Linked DNA regions of Mus musculus: region 1 is linked to region 2. The links are chromatin loops, found by intact Hi-C in ENCODE. Cell type or tissue: gastrocnemius. All regions are shown on one strand. Links, peaks and the distances in the headings refer to the core of each region. The heading gives the core; the rest is flanking DNA.

What was found. A loop is a pair of places that touch in the nucleus more often than their neighbours do. Peaks named below come from ENCODE experiments on the same cell type or tissue, not always from the same donor. Only the 100,000 strongest peaks of a DNase experiment are listed, where the experiment ranks them.
Region 1: a loop joins it to region 2, with 2.6 times the contacts of the local background. A loop is called at or near these places in 4 of 42 quality-filtered maps.

Annotation. Positions count from the first base shown.
Region 1 is chr2:156,608,779-156,619,064 of GRCm38, reverse strand. Dlgap4 (DLG associated protein 4) reads right to left here and starts at 5,368. Exons shown (of 13, transcript NM_146128.6): 1 at 5,207-5,368. It overlaps Gm14169 (predicted gene 14169), which reads left to right and starts at 5,643. Exons shown (of 4, transcript NR_040372.1): 1 at 5,643-5,779; 2 at 5,869-6,120; 3 at 6,491-6,598; 4 at 7,838-9,867. In gastrocnemius, for the core only: a CTCF peak has its summit at 5,899 (motif pointing left); DNase peaks (open chromatin) are centred at 4,782, 5,398 and 5,839; H3K4me3 peaks cover 1,651 bases; H3K27ac peaks cover 252 bases.
Region 2 is chr2:156,524,451-156,534,736 of GRCm38, reverse strand. It overlaps Epb41l1 (erythrocyte membrane protein band 4.1 like 1), which reads right to left. Exons shown (of 25, transcript NM_001368800.1): 18 at 9,449-9,856; 19 at 7,744-7,848; 20 at 5,267-5,347; 21 at 870-956; 22 at 1-51. Among named protein-coding and RNA genes, the nearest start is that of Aar2, 18 kb to the left of the region's middle. In gastrocnemius, for the core only: a CTCF peak has its summit at 4,746 (motif pointing left); a DNase peak (open chromatin) is centred at 4,799.

The DNA.
Region 1 (10,286 bases), core at 4,344-6,843, 84 kb before region 2:
GACGGCGCCCCCACCCCACAAAAGCGATGGAGACCATGGAGCTCAGAGAGGCGCAGGCCCTAAGGCAGGGACCACAGCAACAGAGCATCATGCAGTCCATCACCTCCGGACAAATGTCAAGACCCACCAGGGGCCTGTCACTACACAGAGACAAATGCCTAAGCCCGGAAGCCAACGGCTCAATACCCCAAGACCAGAACTTGGGGTATATGGTGTCCCAGTGCCTCCCAGTCAGGATGGTTTCCTAATCCTGCAATGCTGGGTACACAGTAGGCACTCAATTATGCACCAGCGGGTCTTGCTCCATGCACATGCTAGGGTTTCAATCCCAGTTCTGTACCATCAGATGCACTCTGACCCCTGTAGAGCACCAAATGTCCCTCTGACCATGTGTGATGCCATTCTTGGAGATGCTGCTCTGTTTCAGAGGGGGGGGAGCTTGCTTCTTAACCCAAAGATCCTGGGGACCAAGTGCCTTGTTTGCTCCCCGGGGTGGGCTGGCAGTGGTGGTCACTTCTTACCACCCATATAACCTCACATCTATAGGACGTCTTAAGGGCGGGTCACAGCCTCCGTTAGTAACCACCATGTAACAGGGGGGTGGGAGTGGGGGCAGCGCAGGAAGGGACAGCAAAGCTCAGACCAGGCCTATCACAGGGCTGAGACACTTGAATTCCAGGGATGCCTTAGGCTGTTTACTTCTACCAAGTGGGGACCCATCGCCAGTGGATACAGTCAGGTTCCCCGAAACGAGCCTACTGCAGTTGATCCCATAAACTTCATACCCATCACATGCTGGTGAACAAGCGGGAACACTTCAGGATCCCCAGAGGATGGGGCTAACGTGAGACTCTAAACTCTCGCTAACTTAGATCCAAATCCTGGTACCAGGATTTTGACATCTATGTGGCTTTGATCCAATTACTTAAAAGTTCTCTGTGTCCAATGTTCTTATCTGTAAAATGGGGCCAATAAAAATGGGATGTAGTAGAGGCTGAAGCAGATATAGGAGGCTTGGAGTCAGTATTACTAAGTAGCAGACCCTGAACCACACGCTCAGTTCTGGGAGATGGTCAATGATGCTTTATCAAGCAGAGAGTTGATTTTTTTGTTTTGTTTTGTTTTTTTAACTGTCAGCTGCTGATAACGGCTGTTATTATTATTATTATCATCATTGTCAACATTAGCAGGAATCCCCAAGCCTGGTTTTGCAACCAGCCCTAGTGAGGGGTGTAGCAAAATTCTCCAAACAAAATGTGCTTCCATTCATTTTGGGCTTTTGAAAAGGCCACGTCAGACGGCTCGGTGGGGAGGAGGCGGCATTGCGAAACCCAGCAGAGAAGGATCCAGGCTGCTTCTCGCTCAGGAAGTGATGTGCCATCTACTCCAGAGAAGCCCTGGCACAATGGCTATCCCTAGGGCGCAGTGACGGGGTTACTGGTCCACTCTTCAGCCTCTGAGTGGCCGTGGGCAGCTCCTGCACCTCAGTTTCCCCACCAGGCAGACACACTAAGGTATTTCCTCGTCATTCCTGCCAAGGGGAGGGCTAGAAAGTGCGGAAATTGAATGTGACCTGCAAGCTGCAGGGTGCTGAGCGCACCCCAAAGGCTCCAATCTTGGCCTGAGGTTGTTGCCAGGGGACTACTGAGTAGGTGGGTACAGAGAATCAACAACAACTGCTCCCCAGACCACATATACAAAACAGGTAGTCATGTGCAGCTAAGAGCCCAACAAAAGAGTCCAGTGGACTGAGCGAGCATACATTTGTCTCTGTGTCCCCACCATAGGAAGCCCTGCAGGGGATTAGCCATTTACTTAATGTGCCCAGTCAGGGTTCAGTTAAGAGTGATGTCTCTACCTGAGCCAGCCCACTTCACCTCTCTAATGGCAGGATCACCCATCAGGAGAAACTGCTGGCCCCTCTCAGTCTGTGGACCACAACCCTGGACCTGTACACACACAGTCCTTCAAACTTACTAGAGCAGACCAAGCCTGATCCTGCGCCCCAAAGTGCGCACAGAAGCAGCTCATCTTCACGACCAGTGTCCCCGAGGACCACTCAGGAGGCCACCTCTCTGATTAAGACGCAGGCTGCCTTCCTGGCTTTATGAATGCCTGTGGGGTCCTTGGCCGGCAGTGTCCTGCTCCTTCATGCTCAATTCACTCACATCCCTGAGGCCCCCCAAGCCCAGAGCAGCACATGTTCTTGGGGACAGGTTTCCAGCACCCGGCAGCACGGGTCCCCAGGACAGGAAGAGCAGCAGGTCACGTACCAGATCTCCTCTGATTTGATTCTCTGCACCACCCCCGCCCCCCAGCACTAAGCACTGAGTGGAGCAGGAAACACTAGTGGCCCAAAGAAGGAATGGCAGGCAAGAAACTAGTAGCTAGCAGACTCCCCACTCCCATAAATGCAACAAGAGGTAGCTAGGTAGGCAACTGATCTGAACCCACGAAGTGATGCAGAAACAGGTACCCAACCACGGGGCCACAGGAATGCCCAAAGATGCTGGACCTACCCACGGACACACTGGGATTTTAGAGGCCACAGACCTATAACTTCCACAAGTCTGCCAAGTGCCTCTGGGTGTACAGAGCCAGCTGGAGCCAGAGGAACCCATAAGGACAGTCATGTGGGCAACTGGACCTGACCAAGTATCCTCTGTGCCCATCCTCCACTTGGAATGCCCCAGTTCACACTCACCCATTCATTCAAACCAAAAATAAATAAATAAATAAATAATAAATAAACAAGAGCAAGTTCCCTCAGCCAGTCAAGACCCGTCCTCAGCACAAGGAGGCTAATGGGAAGGTGTGTCGCCGCCCCTCCCATGTCAGTCACAGCACAGAGGTCTTGGGGCTGTGGAGATGTTGACAGGGACACAGTGGCCTGGGCACGGAGGAGGCTTTTTTCCAAAGGCAATGTTCAGGATGAGGCCAGGCTGATGAGTTAAGTAGGTGATGTGGGTGGGGACTTGGGGGAGGGGGTATGGGCAGAGGACCCAGTATGCTCAAAGACCCTGAGGCTAAATGCAACCTGAACACAGTCCAGGAACTGAAAGCAGGCCAGGGAGACCAGAGCCAAAGTGAGAGAAGATGGGGAGCAAGATGCAGCTGAGAGGTAGCTGCTGCGGGGAGGGGGCTGGGCTTCAGGCTGGGAACTATGGACCAACTATATGCTTTCCAAAAACAGAAAATCAGAATTAAAATTTTTTCATTCCCATTTCGGAATGTTTAAATGAAAATATACTAAAGTCCACTGGAGTTCGGGAACGCTATTTTTAAAATTTATTTTATTTTATTTTTCAAATCAATGAGTACTCATCAATTACAGTTGTAGGGGAGGGGCGAGACCCTGCTCTCTGCTGGGTAAAGGGCAGCGGACAATATCCCTCAGTGTGTAGGTACGCTGGCATTTATGAAGCCAGATGCCTGTGAGCCACAAAATCCTAACAAGATGCCAGTGGGTGCCCCGATACACTAGATACGTCACTGAGTCCTCTGAAAGCTCCCAAGTACACGTTCCACCCTCAGCCCCTGAGTGCTGCGCAGCCTTCCTTCAAAACAGCAAGTTCGGCTGCCAAGCAGCCGTGCGCCGGCCCGGGGCACAGCCCTCAAACCTGCAGCTCATCTCTGGCTGACACCAGCAGGATAGTCCTGGGTACCGGGTTCTGTAAGTCAGTCATCAGGCCCTGCCTACCCCACACTTTCTCTTGACTCGGGGCCCTGCCCACCTACCTCTCCAGTGCCCAGCCTAGCTCCACCTGGCCTAAATGGACGAGGGCTTCGCGGACACCACTCACAGGCACACCGGGCATTGCCCAGCTTCCGGAGAACCCACACACTCTATCCCACCCCAACCCCAATACAGACACAGGCACACACGCCTGCCCCACGTGCACAGACAGCATCGTCAGAAGCTACTGGGAACATACTCGGAGCTTGTTGAGCAGTCGCTGAAGCCCAGCTGAGGGGGAGGATGGCCCCCCAACCCGAGCCTCGGCTATCAGCCCGGAAGCCAGCTCTGCGGCCCCACCCAGTCCCGCTGTCCTTAACAGTCTGGCTCAGGCCCCTCGGACCACCCTTGGCCCAGGCAGCCCACAGTTTTCTATACCAGAGGAAGGGGAGAGAGGTAGCCACCTGAGGGAAGAATTCCACAGACTCCTCCAACAGGCATTCTGACATGGTCCTGTCTGGTGAAGCCACAGAGGCAGAGGGACCGGACCCTCCCCCACCGCACAGGAGGTGCCAAGAGTAGAGGCGGGGCAGTCCAGCCTCCTTAGGGCTGGGGACTGCAGCCCCCTCCCCCTCTGCATTTTCTACTTCCAAGCAGGTGGAGGTGCTGGGACATTCCCCCCCCCCCCATCAGCACAGTCCTCCAAGCGTAAGGTTCCCCATCCTTTGGGTATCTCCGCCACAACTGGCCTTCACCCACCCACCTACCCACCACCCTTCCCCCATTTCATTTTCCCCCACAACATCAACAGTCGGTGACAGCCCTTTCCGCAACACAGGCAGCATAGAAGAACGCGAGAAAGGAGATGGATGAAGGGCTGGATGGGGAATCCGACAAGGCAAGCTCTGCCCAAGGAGGCCCAGGGACCATCACTTGCCCAGGTAGCACATGTCCCCTCCCAGCAGGCCCTGCACATCTGGACCCAGCTGGCCTCCGCAGCCACCTGGTCTATCCTCCACCCGCTCTGTACGCGAACCCCCGTTCCCGCGGGGCGCCGCACGTGGGGGCCTCCCGTGGCCATGTGAGCGGCCCCCCCACAGCCCAGGTGCCAGGGTCGCTCGGCCCCTCCCGGGCAGACGAGCGCTCCGGGGGCGATGCGGCGCGGGGTCGCCCGCCCCCTCCCCGGATGCCCGGTCCCGGGGAGATCCCGGGAAGGGAGTACGAGCGTGCGGCAGGCTGAAGGCAAGGAAGCCCCGGCCGCCCGGACACGCGGCTGGGAGGGGGCTGCCGCTGCCAGCCGCCTGCGGATGGAGGGCCGGGAACCGCTCCTGCGCCCCGGCCAGGGAAGGGCCGACAGCATCGGAGGGGCCGGCCCGCGTCGGTCCCCAGGCCCGGGCGCCACTGCCCGTCAGAGGATCCGGGAGACCCCGTCGCTGAGCGCATCTGTCCCGGGGTCTGCCCGCGGCTGGGGGCTGCCCCCGATCTAGCCTCGGAGGAGGGTCTTGACGCGTGCCACCCCCGCGCGCTCACCTGCGCCCTGCGCTCGACCGCCTCGGTCCACTCGGCCTCTGCGCTGCGCCCGCTCCGCTCGCTCGCTCGTTCCGCTCGCTCTAAGCTTCGCTCGCCTAGGCCCCGGCCCCGGCCCCGGCCCGCGGGCGCCCCATGCCTCTCCTCCGGCCGGCGCGGCGCCCCAGATGCGGCTGCGGGAGGAGGAGCCGCGCGGCCCCGGCTCCCCGAGAGCGGCGGGGAGGGGGCGGGGGGCGGGGAGACGCGCGCGGGGGAGGGGGCCGCGCGGCTGCGCCCAAAACCAGGCGCGGATCAGGCCGGGGGCCCGGGGCTGCGGGGGACCGCGGGGGCCGCTCGGGGCCCGGCGCGCCACCCCCGCCGCCCGCCCGGGGAAGGGAAGGGGAGGGGAGGGGCACCGCGGCTGCGGACGCTGGGTGTGTAGCGGAAAGAGCGCTTGGGAATCTGCGACCGATCGTCCAGAGAGGGCAGACTACCGGAGCGAGGTTACACAGCGCTGGCCGCGGTGGCGCGCGAACTTGGAAACCTGGGTTATTGAGTGGGTCGGCAGGAAGGTGTTTTGGCTGCGTTCACTGTGGGGTAGGAAAACTGAGGCACGGGAAAGATGCGGCTGGTCTGGGTCTCGCTGCGGGAGTCAGGCTTCTTCTCACCCCTCTTTCTCCCGTTAGGGTTCTTGCCTCTAGGATCGGGTGCCCCCTCCCGGTGACCCGCTTCCTGGAGAACCCTTGTTTTGGGCAGCAGTACCTGGCTGGCTAACGCATCTCTGGAATTCGTGGCCGGGCACCTGTCCTCCCTCTCACGGGGGCTCTGTGATCACGGACCATAGTCCGTGCTTCTCCCTGAGCTCGTTTTTCTACCCGCACAATCGGGACCACATAAGCATCTACCTCCTTAAGAAACCGAAGAGATAAAGAATAGAGGTAAGCTCTTCGTACTGGATCATGGCATTCAATAGGTGTCAAATGGATGTGCCTCCTCCCCTGGCTCCCACACAGCTGTCCCTGGAGAATACTAGGTATGCAACTGAGGCTCCTCCAGGCCTCTTTCTTCTCTTCCACTGCCTGCCCACCCTCCTCACATCTCTACCCCACTATTCTAGTCCTAGCCTCTCCTCTTGCCTGAGCCTGCAATGCCCTCCCACCATCTCTCAGTGACAAACTCCTACTCATCCCTCAAGACCCAGAGCAATTTCATGTACCAGCTTCTCACACTACTGGCCCACCCATGCCTCCCTTCAAAAAAAAAAAAAAAAAAAAAAAAAAAAAACAACCAACCTTCCCTTTCTCCCAGGGTTTGTGCTGTTTGGACTCCCACCAACTACAGCTACTGGCCCAGAGGAGATCTGCCATGACCCATGCTGCAGGAATTGGCTTCCTGGCTAAGATAGGCAGAGGAAAGGTCAGTTTGGAGTCCTAGAGGAGGGTGAAGGGCAGGAGAGGAGGGACTGTAGGTTCAGGCAGCTGTCACTGGAGAGGAACAAGGTCCCTTCCCTTGGGTAGCTAAGAAGACCTCTATGGATTCGGAAGCCTCTGGCAGGGCTGAACAGTGGCCTTGCACTGTGTAGCTGGCTAAAATGAGCAGGTGTCGACCGGCCTCAGAAAAGGGTTTCAGGGCCTTGTTCACCGAGGCTTTACAGCAGCACTGACTATAAGTGAAAAGCTGATCACAGTCTAAACAGCCGTTTGTCTGGAGCCGGGTAAAACAGTGACCACAGAAGGCTGTCCCCATGCCACAAGCCTCAAACATCTGTTAGGACGGGTCACAGAGCCACACTTGGCTTGTGAGGACTCAGAGATGGATTTCATGACTTGTGAGCTTCACCTGAATTCAATATGATCTTTAAAATAATAATAACATTAACAATAATAATAATAATAATATGTAATTGGATTTTTAAAAAAGCAAGTTGCAGCTGGAAGAATCGGACACATAGTTGGAAAACAGACAACATAAGGCTATGCATTATTTGGGGACACTGGCATATGTAATATAAGAATACACACAGGAGTGATGAATAGCAGATTTTGACAAGTAGTGGCCCCGAGGACAGGTGATGGGAGTGTGGTAGAGGCTTCAGTGTCCCTGAAACAGTGTGCAGTCTCAAGTGCCTGTTGTGCTGTTATCTAGACATTTGTAAACCAGATACATTTATATTGTGATAATACTTCTTGTTACAAGTCAGGCAGTGTCTAGGAAGGGAACAGGGAGTGGATGCGATACTGGTTCTTGAGCAGGGTTGTGGCGTGGACAGTGACTGGGAGAGACAGGAAAGGCCAGAGAGGCTGCTGGGGCTGTGCAGGGAAGAGGTGGGAAGGGGAAGACTGGAAAGAGGAGAGAGACTGAGAGAAAGAAACCACAGGCATGCTTGCAGAGGTAGGGGTCACAAGCCCACATGGCCACAGACAGGGCCTGCACAGGGCGTGAGTTCGAGTTACAGGGGTCTGCTACCCTCTGCACCAGCAAACTGTCACCCTAAAAAAGATGTCCCTATGAGGCCATGTCTTCTGGTTTTGCTGAGAGAAGCTAGCAATTCGGACATTTTAATTCATCTTTAGTTAATATACAAAATAATGGGCTCATGATGACATTAAACATTATCTCTCTGTACCTCCCCTCCTCCACCCCTCCCCTTGCCAGCCTCCTACTTCCTCTCCTTTCTGCTTTCATGTCACATACATATAATGTGCATATATTTAAATGTAGATTCTGCGTATTTGAGAAAACACACACTGTTTGTCTCCTCGAGGCTGCTCTATTTTCTCACCACAATAATCCCCGGGTCCATCCATTTCCCTGCAAAGAACATGATTTCACTGTCCTTGTGACTGAATGAAACTCTACTGTGTATATGCCACCATCACACACACACACATACACATATATATGCATACATACATATATACATTATATATGCATACATACACACACATAATTTAGACTGTTTGAAAATGTAAACATTTCCTTTAAATGATAAAAAGTGAGTTAGAACATATTTACTACTGTGGGATTGAGCCATGCAGGACTCTCCAAGTTCCTTGGTTTAGGCGGGGCTCCCAGGCAGGAAATGAAGGGACAATGACACCGAATTTTCCTTTCTGTGAGGTTAAAGAGCAGAAGTCTAGGCAGGCTTCCTGAAGGAGGTGACAAGGAGTGACACAGGGAGATGCCTCCAGCTGAGAAAACAGAAAACACAAAGTCAGTGTTGGGCTAGGTGAGAGAAAGCATCAGGAGGTTCACAAAGGGTAAACATGTGGTAGGCATGATGCCTGTGCTTCTTAGCTACTGGGGTCGTGAATCAAGGCCATGACCATTTGTCACTGTATGCCCACAGACCGGCAAAAATGACTAGGACAATCGCAAAAGTTAGCGAAGATGAAGCTCAGAGGCAGCCCTGACATCCTATTGGAAGGAGGGGGAGCTAGACCACCCACAGGATCCACCAATCTCACTGCTGCTCCACATACAGCATCCCTTCAGTTCCCAAGCAGGCCCCCTCAGCAGGACCCTGGAGTCTGAATGCCTACTAAGTTCCTAAGGAAGCTACCCTGTAGGTCCCCACGCTACAGTGAGTGGAGGTGGGAGATGCCCAGGAAGGTGCACAGAGACCTTTTGCAATGCAGAAGACCTGAAGGCAGTCCAATTAGCAACCGCAGGGAGGGTAAATCAATGAACAAGTGAACAGTGATATAGACGCCGCGGCCGTAGAACAACGGGATCAGGATCACACCCAACATAAACAGATTCCAATCAACAGTCACTGGACAAAAGCCCGCACAAGGTGGTAGCTGTGAGCATACAGTAACAAGCAGGAGCAAAGGCATGTCATCTTGATACTCATACATACAGTGACACTGAGAATGAGGTGGACCAGGGAGAAGCTCACTTAATACGGTGTGTTCATTCTAAACCTATGCCCGCACCAATGCTGAAGGGCACCGTGGAGGCAGGGTTGTTAGCTCCGAGTGTCTGAGATACTAAAAAAAAAAGGGGGGGGGGGAGGAGGAGAGGGCTGGGGAAGCCCAGTTGGTAAAGCGCCTGCTGTCTGAGCATCAGGACATCAGCTCGGGTCTCCAGAATCCATGTAAAAAGTGGGAGAGGGGAGCAAGGATGGGGGATCCCAGAAGCTTGTTGGCTGGCCAGCCTAGCCAAGTTGATGAGCTTTAGGTCCAGGGAGAGACCTTGTCTCAAGAAAGGAACATGGAGACTGACTAAGGAAAGACCTCTGGCCAGACACACATTCATAGGCATATGCACTAGCACCCACATGTGCATGAGCACTCCACACACAAACCACATATCTCCTGTCTCTCTCTTTCCCTCCCTCCTGCCCTCCTCCCCCCTCAATACAACATCAACAACAATGACAACAGGACCCCGGGGAGAACGCTCAGATGAAGAGCTTGCCACATGAATTGAGGACTGGAGTTCTGATGCCCAGAACTCATGCAAACCAGGTGAGGTGCTGTGAGTCTGTAATCCTGGCACTCCACAGCCAGATGGGAGGTGAAGACAGGGGGCTTAGGCACCAGCTAGTCCTTCGATCGCAGACGGTGACGAGAGAGCCTGTCTCAAGCAAGCAGACGCTGAGGGCAAATACGTCGAGTTTATAATTAAAACACTTAAAATGGAAATTCATTTATATAATAAATGACTAAGTTTAAATCTGATATTTATTTGTGTATGTGTGCATGCGTGCGTGTGTATCCAAGAAGCTAGAAGAGGATGTTACGTGCCCTGGAGCTAAAGTCACAGGTTCTAAGTACCCAGCATGGATGCTAGGAACTGAACTCTAGTCTTCTGGAAGAGTCACAAGCGCTTGCAACCATCACTCTAGACTCAGAATGTATTATCAAGAGAGACAGAGCGGGAGCTGGAGAGATGGCTTGGGTTCAAGTCTCAGCCTCAACATGGCAGCTCACAACCATCTCTGTAACCCCAGTTCCTGAGGATCTGATGCCCTCTCCTGATGTCCATGGGCACCAGGCACTCACGTGGTGCACAGACACAAATGTTAACAAAACATTCATACACATGAAATGAAGTTTTAAAGACATTTTATGGAGATAGAAGGAGGGGGAAGAGCCGA
Region 2 (10,286 bases), core at 3,650-6,149:
GGTTTCCGCGGTGGCGCCGTACGTGCTGGTGAGGACATCTTTCCCGATGATCTGCAGAATACAACCACCCCCACCCCGGGGGTCAGGTCAGGGCACTGGGCTCTGAAGGGGCAGGTAGGGCTAGGGAAACGTCCCCAGGGATGAACAGGGGCCCACGACAGGTGAAGCGTTGAGGCCAAGATGCTTTGAAACACTGGTTCTTACACAAGAATAAGCCAAAATCTCTCCAATTCTAGACTGAGAGCATCCCCAAGCCTAGGGCTCCGTAACTTTAAGAATCTGGAATTCCTAGGGCACCCCCCAGTCCTAACAACACCCTAGAATCTAAGAATCCTAGAATAATGAAAAGCTGCTCCAGGCAGGACACAGAGCCCCCCCCCCACCCCCCAGGTCCTCATCCTGCCACAGGCAGGAACATGGTCTCTCTGGACTAGACTCAGACCAACCAGAATCAAAGCACTGGGAAAGACCTGTCCGTGATGGACTCAGGACCACTGCTGGTGCAGCCACTGTCAGAAACCAGCCTGGAATCCAAGCCTCGGCACTCCTCATTCCCTGCGCCTCCTGCTCTACAAGCTGATGCAGCTGTGTGTGTGTACATGTGTAACTCTGTGTGTTTGTGTGTGTGTGTGCATGCCCGCGTGCGTGAGTACATGTGTGTATGCGCATGTGTGTCCGTGTGTCTGTGTCCTGTTTACCTCCAGCCCTGATGCCAGTGCTTTGGTTGCACCAGGGGGCACTGATGGACACCTCGAGGAGCCTATGGGCATCTGCAAATGGTTCTGAGCCCCTGACTGCACTCGCTGTGGGCTATGTGCTTGCATCCTCTGCTCCGAGTCCCCTAGCCTGAGCTGGCCCTGCCTACTTACCGGTGAAAGAGAACGGATTTCCGTGGCCACCGTCTGTGGGCCTGGGATCATGGCAGCTGCCCCCTTCCCGGACTTGAGACTGTTCTCCTGGGGAGACAATAGTGCTCAGATGGCCAGGTCTCAGTTCAATAGGTCTCCAGGATAGCCAGGGCATGTGACCATGTGGTTATCATCACCATGGGGTTGAGAAGTGACACAGAAGCAGAGAGCTGAGGCATTCAACCCCCAGAGACTCAATCCCCATAGACACACACTTGCATGCTTGCTTATAGACTCACTCGACAAAGATATACTGGATCCCCACTATTAGGGAGTCACAGTGAACAAGATATGGTACTGCTCTCTGGAAGCACTAAAAGTCAGGAAGCCCAGGCTCTTGTCCTGGACCTGCTGTGGACCTTGAGGCAGAACCATTTCCTCCCTACTGTCTGTGAAAAAGGACCTTCGCCTAATCCCATTGTGCCCATAAGTGAAGAACATAGGTAAACAAAAGCTGCCGGTAAATTCAGGAGCACAGGCAGATGGATCTTGTAAGTACTTCCTGGTACCTGCTAGGCACTAAACATTCCACTAGCTGGGTGCCTATGTGAGACCTCACTTAACCTTCAAAGCCACTGAAGGCAGTTCTTGGTAGCAAGAACTTGTTCTGCAGAGGACACACAGGAGGGAAAACTATAGTATGTGGCTTGTTCAAGTCTCATGGCAAGTCAGTGGTGATAGCAGACATTAACTCTGAGCGAGCAGCCTCCAAGGCTGTAGGTGCTGGTGGCTGTCCCAGCACTTGGCCCTTGGAGCCGTCACTCTTGAGCCAGCTTCCCTGGTCTCGTCCTGGATCATAACTATTCTATCTGCCTGGAATTGCCTTAGACTTAGTGTCCCATATCTGGGTAAGAGACACCAAGGTTCTCTCTGCTGCCTCTCACTTCTGCATAGTCTCCAGCTAACCTCTATTATGCAGCATCTCAGACAAACGGACGCCAGTCTTGTTTTGTGCGTGGCAACGAACCCTACCGAAGCATGGGGAAGGACAGAGCCTTCTGCTCCATCCTCGCCTCTGCTAAGCCAGCTCCTGCCCAGACTGTTGGTGGCCAGGTCACTTGGCACAGCACCATAAGGCACATTCCCTATAGCAACTTAGATTCCAGACTGCAAAGGTCATTTCTAGGAGAGTGTTCTTCCTCTGGCTTAGGGAGCGACCATCATCCCTTTGATCCTTCTATCCCTCAGACCACACTCTCATAGTCTCTTATTCTTCATGTTCTCTCTTTGCCTGAGGCCAGCGTCCAAAGCTCATCTTCATCTTTGCATCGAAAACAAAAGCCACTAAAGGGGACACAGGCTGTTCAAGGCCTAGGTCTTTTCTTCTCCCTGCCCTGGATGTGTGCATAGCTAGGGCCATCTCTCAACTCATGGAAGCACAGTTCTCCTTGGGCAAGGCTAACCCTCTATCTCTCCCCAGGGCTCCCCTCTACCCACTCAGATACCCAGGAAATTCTACCGCTTCACTGATGCCACAACTATATCCCTCTACCTGTCATGCAGATTTTTCTTGAACCCCAAATCTTCAAAACCAATTTTCTCCTGGGCCTTTCCTGGAAACACTCCATCGGCTCCTCACACGTCAAGTCTGCAGGGTAACTGGCTGCCAGCTCCTAACATACAAATATCACACTCCTCTCACACGGGATCCCTTGTGAACAGGCTGCCAAGCTTCTCCTGGCTTCTGAATTAGACTTTTCGGAGCCGGGTGAGGAACGTGCCTTTGTCACAGGTACCTGGGACCACACTGTAAGAACCACTGGCCAGTAAACACTGTCCCCAGCCCATCTGTCCTGTCTCCAGAACATCTTACCAGAAAGCAAATACTGTACTTTCCTGCTCCAGGACTTTCTAGTCCCTAAATCTCTGCTGCAGCCACCCTCTTGAACCCTGGTGGCGCTCCAGCTAGACAGCAGCCCTTAGGTCCCCACCGTCTTCTGTCCTTACGTGGGTCCCAGGGATCCAGGCACTGTCTCCTCCAGTGCCAGACTCACAGTGCCTAGAACAGTACTTCACACATCGTGGGTGTTCAGTAAATATTTATTAAGGGAAGCAAAGAGGCTGGAAGGAGGAAGGGGAAGCAGGAGGGAGGAATCTTTGTTCCAGGCCACACTCCACACATGCCGATGGTCTAATGCACTCGCAGCTGATCCCCTGCTTCTACTCCAAAGGCACCATTCCCCTCTTGTTTCCAGAATCAAGTTTAAACCATCCTACACACACCGCAAACCCTTCCCGCTCTGGTTCAGTCTGTCTTCTCAGCCCTCTTCCTCCTCCCCCTCCCCTTCCTGTACACATCTGTACACATCTGCCACCCAGATGTGCTTCTTCACCTGCAGGCCTTACACCTGCTCTCACAGGCTGGAAGCATCCTCCTGTGGCCATGCCCACCCCCATCCATCCTTTCCTCATAGCTCCGCTGACCCTGCCTATGCTATAGACAACTTCCTCACATCCTCCCAGCAGCTGTGTTACCCTCCTGGCTCCTCCCAGCAGCCCCTAGCCTGTTGCACTGTTCCATGAAGGCAAGAAAGAGACAGCATTAGCTGACTTCTCGATACACTACAGGCCAGGTGTTGTTTTGCAGGCTTCCCAGAGGGTACTTGCTGGGTCTCACACAAACCTTTCTCCCACTCCATTTTACAGATGTGGCAAGAAGGCTTAGAGAGGTTCAGGTGACTTGCCCAAGGCCATCCAGCCAGGAAGTGAGAAGGGTGGGCCTTGCTCATCACTGTGCCCAGGAGCTGCACACGTGACAGGCACCTGTGATGGCAGCACAATGGATGCTGGTGGGCACTGCAGCTCTGTATCCCTGTGCTAGGCAGACAGACTCATCACTGGCTTTGAAACAAATGAATGGATGAATGGATGGATGAGGAGATGAATGAAGTTAACTGTCTACGTGCCATAATGACATTTACATTTACCCTTACAAGTATCTCAGTGCCTAAGAGTAATGGTTGGGAGGGGGAGAAAGAACCGAGTGATCAGAGATACATGTGCCATCTGGTAACTGGCTGTTTATCGATCCTGGGGTCGGTTTACTTAAAACCCACCTGCTGAGGAGTCGGACTTAATGACATTATCTTCCCAGGAATAGGTCCGGAGTTGGACAAGGGACGGCATTCACAAGCATCTCTCAATAGCTCAAGAGTATCTGGATGAGGTATCACTACATTCTGCAGCCCCAGGCCCCAGAACTGATGTTCCCACAGGTCAGGACATGGGCAGAGCAGAGAGACTGACAGTGAAAGTGGAACTTCCAATGTCACAATGCCTGAGGCTAAACTGAGATTTATTGGTCATGTGACCTTGGGTTCATCTCTTTATCCCCCTGAACTTAAGTTTTCTCATTTGTAAAGGATGCAGGAGAAAGAACAGCAGATAACCACGGTTAATAAGCCAAAGGTCAAACATCTCAGGAGGCTGTCTGACACAGAAACCTGTGTGCAGAATAACAGGTCTGTACTGTTCCTAAAGGCTCTAGAGCGACAGTTCTCAACCTGAGGGTCGTGACCTAGGGACCCTTTCACAGGGTTCACGTATCAGATATCTACATTCTGATTCATAACTAGCAAAATTACAGTCATGAAGTAGCAACAAAATAATTTTATGGTTGGGGTCACCGCAACCCCAGGAGCTGTATTAAAGGGCTGTAGCAGTAGGAAAGTTGAGAACTGCTGCTCTAGAGTCCCATACGATGAGAATACTTGAGACCAAGTACTTTTCATTACTGGTCAGACAGCAAATAAATAGCAAAATCCACAAGGTCCCTTAAAAGGTGTCAAAAAAAAAAAAAAAAACCCTGAATATTCCAACCAGGTTCACTGCTGCCATCTACTGGCTATAGTGAGAAAGTGGTCTGCAACACTGAGGGTGGTTTGGGGTTGCTGGCTGGCTGGAGGATGGGGTGGGATGGGGGCTTTCCGGCAGGTAGATTTGCCTGGAATTGCAAGATTCCTGCATGCTGAGAATCTGATCATTTTACTCTCCCTCTACCCCTGCATGCTTGGGATGGCCCAAATAACTGAGAGTCAGGGCCTCTGCTCCACACATTGTTCAATTGGCAAAACCGAAGACTGGCAATCTGTACTAGAGCAGTCAAGGTACCAGACAACAGGAACCTGGTCATCTGTCTCACTGCCATGAGGGCATCTGAGGCTTGCTGAAGCAGTTTCCAGGTTCTGGGTACTGGGAGGAGAGGGGGGGGGAGAGAGAGAGAGAGGGAGAGAGAGAGAGAGAGAGAGAGAGAGAGAGAGAGAGAGAGAGAGAGAGAGAGAGAGAGAGAGAGAGAGAGAGAGAGAGAGAGAGAGAGTAAGGGGTGGGTAAGAGAGGGGAGCTTCCTGGGTTCCACTTACCATGGTGGTTGAGATGGTCTCTGTGGTGATGCAGGGGGGAGTTGTCATGAAGTCTTTCACCATTGGAGTACCCCCATCAACCTATGAGGCAGAGAAGGAGGCATGAGAGATGACAGGACTACACGTATCTGTAGTATCTGTCACCTGGCTTATAGTTACAAGGTGACAGGTTTCAGGAGTGGACATGCACTGGGGGTGCTCACACTGTACTGCAGAGGGGCCCCAAGGCTCTTCAAAGACTTCATTTCAACCACTGTATTGGACAAAGCAACCAGGCAAGTTGGTGAATTCCATTCAACCTTGGAAGTTACCCTTTGATGTCATGTTGGTTAGTTTAATGTCAATTTGACAACAAGCTAAAGTCATTTGGGAAGAGGAACTCTCAACTGGTAAAATGTCTCAGACTGGCCTATGGGCAGTCTGTCAGGCATTCTCTTGATTAATGACTGATGTGGGAGGGCCCAGGTCACTGGAGGAGGTACCAACCCTGTGCAGATGGTACTGTATGATATAAGAAAGTAGGCTAAAGTTGGCTGGCACTCAGGAGACAGAGACAGGCAGATTTCTGTGAGTTCAAGGCCAGCCTAGTCTATAAAGCAACTTCCAGGACAGCCAGAGATACAGAGATACCCTGTCTCAAAAGGAAAGAAAGAAGAAAAAGAAAGAAAGAAAGAAAGAAAGAAAGAAAGAAAGAAAGAAAGAAAGGAAGGAAGGAAGGAAGGAAGGAAGGAAGGAAGGAAGGAAGGAAAAAAGAAAGAAAGAGAGAAACAAAGAAACAAAGGAAGGAAGGACTGAAAGAAAGTAGGCTGAGCAAGCCACGAAGAGCAACCAGTAAGCAACACTCCTCCATGGCCTCTGCTTCAGTTCCTGTCCCCAGGTTCCTGGCTGAAGTTCCCTCCGTGATGGGTGTGACCTGAGAGTTCTAAGCTGAAATAAACCCTCTCCTCCCCAAGTTGCTTCTGATCATGTTTTATCCCAGTGATAGAAACCCTAACTACAACAGAAGTTGATACTTCTAAAAGTCCACCAAGAAATATGAACAAGGAAACTTTACCATAGCACTGAATACTGGGAAAGATAAAATCCATCACAGGGTCCAGTGAGGGGAGACGGAAACACAGTTAGGACATGCTTCCCCAGTGGACATGGGGCTGGGAGGTAAAGTGCTCACTTAACATGCATGCATGAAGCTTGGGTTCTATTCCCAGACCCCATTTAAAAAATGCAAAAATTAGGTATTTGCTGCAACCTGCAATCTCATCATCACATGGGAGGTAGAAGCAGGAGGAAGCCCAAGGTCACCTTCAGCAGCACAATAAGTTTGAGGCCAGTCTGAGATACCTAACAGGGACCCTGTCTCATGAAGACAGAAGTGAAGGAGGAGGGACAGAGACAGAGAGACAGATAGAGACAGAGACAGCAATTGAGTAAATTCTAAGCTTGTTGAGGGCAAAGGATATACTGTAAGAGTCAGTGGTCTTATTTATCTAATAACTTTAAGTATGAACAGATGTGAACATCTGTGTTAGTATCTTCTCCCAGGAGACAACATATAGATAATGTCATCCAGTCTATTGACTTTTATAACTGGACATTTTGATGTTTTGATGACACCAGGTTATGGGATTTAAGGTCGTTTTGATTTCTTTATCCTTTGCATTAAAAACAAAGGTTGCTAAAACAAAGCAAGCCAGGGAGGGCAGAGGCCTGTCTGGGGTAGCCAGCTTACGACTCTCTAACGGCAGGAGCAGCTGCAAAGCCATTACTTGGCATACTGTAACAGTAGGAGAAAAAAATCTGGAAAATACATTTGTGTTATTTTATGTCATATTCAGAATGCCTGTGCTGGGGGTGGAACCCCAGGTAAGGACTCTGCTCTTGGTCACCAGGAGAAGGGACTGAGCTCTGAAGTCCTGTGGCAAGAAGAACCAGGGGCAATCCCTCAGACTTATACATTTTAAAAGTTGAAGAGCCACAGAGGACACACAGGAAGTGTGCACTAAGCTGTGAGCTGTTCCCAGGCAAGCTAGCCTTCTCCAGGGTGCAAGCTAGTTTCACCTCACTAACACATTCTTCAGTCATTTGGGCCTGGTTTGTTCATCTTTCCAATCGAATGTGGAACCTCCATGCATAAAAAATGACCCAGATAAGCTGTTCTGAACAACCAGTGACTGAGAGGTCTCCTTTTCTCTCCCCCAAGCTGCCTTGGAAAGATCCTCTCCACACGTATCAAGCAGCCTGAAAGCCATGCCTCTAAACTGCTAGCCATGAGCACTGAACACCCCCAGGAGGAGGGGGGGGAGGCAACATCACCCCCATTTACAGATGGGAAAGCATGGTTTTTCCCTGTTCCGTGTCTGACCTCAGGGAGGATGAAGGGAAGGAAAAGGTTGACCAAAGGGCTTGGCCACTTCAGTGAGGATCCTATGTTCAAATGGCCGGTCCCTGTGTCAGGTTACAGTAGGGGCACAGGTTACCTGGGTGCTGTCTGCAGCGGAGACTCTGCTTTGCAGCATGGCCTCTGGCTCAATCTTCTTCCTGATTGCCAGACTGCTGACGGTCATGGTTTCTGCTTTCACAGACTACAGGAACATAAAGGGGACACGTGAAAACTCAAGCCTAGACACAACTCCTCTTCACAGACAACAGGGATGCAGGAGGAGAAAGCTCTCTCCCAACCCCACGGAAAAGTATGTAAAGGCATGGTTGGTGTCACTGAGAAAGGACCCAAAGAGAGAGAGCCAAGGCCACTGCCTGCATGAGGAGGGCCTGACCCCATGCTTCAGGGCTGCATGTCTTTTGAGGCTGTATTGGTGTGGTTAAACTCAATGCTCAGCGTTCTCCTTACACACACGTCGCCTACACCTTTTAGTCACTTCGTGCAAACTGCTGCTCAGTGGAAGAACTACACACGGAAGTATCCAGGGGCCAGGCAACAGATGGGAACAGGCGAGGAGGCTAGCTGGCCGAAAGATATGGAAAGCATGGGGGATTCCATTCAGGTGTGGATTTATCGTCGCCTCTGCATGGTGGGCTTTTCTTTGGTATATTTTTTATGATATAAAAAAACACAATGTAATTTTAAAAATTAAAGCCAGAGAAAACACATCAGTTGGCTTTACAAACCGTATCCTAGGTGTCTCAAGCTAAATGATCAGCTTCTATTGACTCGACTCTCAGGCCTAGTTCATGGCTTTACACACTGTAGGTCTGATAAATGGATCTAGCTTTTCATGTGGTTGGAAGGAAGAGGGAGAAAGGAGAGATTCTTCCAGAATCCTGGTATCTAGCTGCTCATTCGTTTATCGTCCCTTGGTACCGAGTGTACCTTAGAACAGCTAAGACCTGGTGGGAGAAGGGCAGAGCAACCAGCCATTGCCCTGACTGTGCTGGAAATGTTAGAGCCAAAGTGGCAGGACAGAGCAGGATGCTGTAGGGCTAGTACTGCCTCCCAGGTAGCCAGAAAAGCACGGAGAGAGGTGCGTGAGCTGTCCTGGATCACGGTGAGGCACGGAAAGGGAGAAGGAGCCTTCCGCCCAGAGGGTACAGCATGGGGTAGGATACCAGCATGAATAAGCTGGTGTTCACTGTCTAGGGGTGGGGGCGAGGATCTGCTAGGGTAAAGGGAAAGGGGGAGTTTCTGAGACTCCTCTGTGCAGCTCTACTAAGGGAGCCACAAAGCAGAGAAGCTCAGACGCTGGCCCTGCATCCTCTCCAGAGGTTGTGTCTTCTCTTTTCCTGGAGTGTCCACTGCCAGCCCTAACATCTCAGGACCTGGTGGATTTAAATAACTGCCCCTTCTCCAGACCCTGGTAAAATGAGCCCTGGCCTGCATCAAGAAAAACCACTCAGCGTTCAGACCAGCTGTAGGAGGCTCAGGAGTCCACGGACACATGCTCTCTCCAGGTGCTATGCAGCACAGTTCAGGGGGATCAAGGAGGCAGTAAATCATCACTTGACCTCAGCAAGTGATGGGGGTCACGGGGTTAAAACTGCCACGGAGCACCTGTAAGTGGTGGACCGACACAGCAGACATGCGTTGCAGAACCATGCTGTTCTACGAGGGGCAGTCATGCAACACCAGACAGAGCTTCAGGCTGCAGCTGATGGCTGCTCTCCTTACTCATGGCCCAGAGCCCTCTGAACATGCAGTGCCCGGTTCTCCGTGAAGCTCCACTGTACCTCAAACTGGGGCATTTCTGGAGTGGAACAGGCCCCTCGATCCGGGCTGTCCTCGAGGCCCCCAGATTCATCCTCTTGGCTGGAGGGCCCCTTGAGATCCCGGGCGAACACCAGGCCCTCTGTCTCAGAGTCACTTTTATCCCGATCAAGCTCAGGGAGGCTTCGGGAGAAGTCTTCAAAGGCGCCGCCATGGTAGTCACCAATAACCGTGAAGTCCACCTCAGCCTCCAGGCTGGACGTGGAGCTGACCGTAATGCTGGAGCACTTGCGCTCAATGGCCAGGTGGTTGTCCTTCAGGAATACGGCGTCCCTCTCCTGGTCCTGGTCCTCATCTCCCGTGTCGCTCTCTGGGGCACGTGGGCGTGGTGGTTTGACTTTCTCCTCTGAGCCCTCCCTCAGCCCTGCTCTCTATGGCCGGATAAAATCGGGGGGGGGATGGGGATGTGGGGTGGGGAGAGAGAGAGGTCAAGATGGTGAATGCCAGAGGACATCTCAAGGTTGTGATGATGTTCCCAAGTGGAAGAACAAGTCAGGAAACGGAAAAACACCCCAGAAAGGTTTCCTTGGAATCGAACACAAAACAAAACAAAACACAACGAAACCTTCTCGAGAGTGGGGATGCTCTTTGGAGGGTCTCACATGGATGCCAAAGCAATACAAAGCTAGCATCCTTCCAGCGAGTTCTGGACAGGAGGCCCCCTCCAAGGCTAGGATCCAAAAGCCTGTCAGAAGCGGCATAAAGGCAGGGATGGAGGCCTGGACCACAGGCTCATCCGTGCAGGCGGCATTGAGAGGCAAACTGAGGAAGAAGGCCAGGGATTCAGGGGAACCTGGGAGA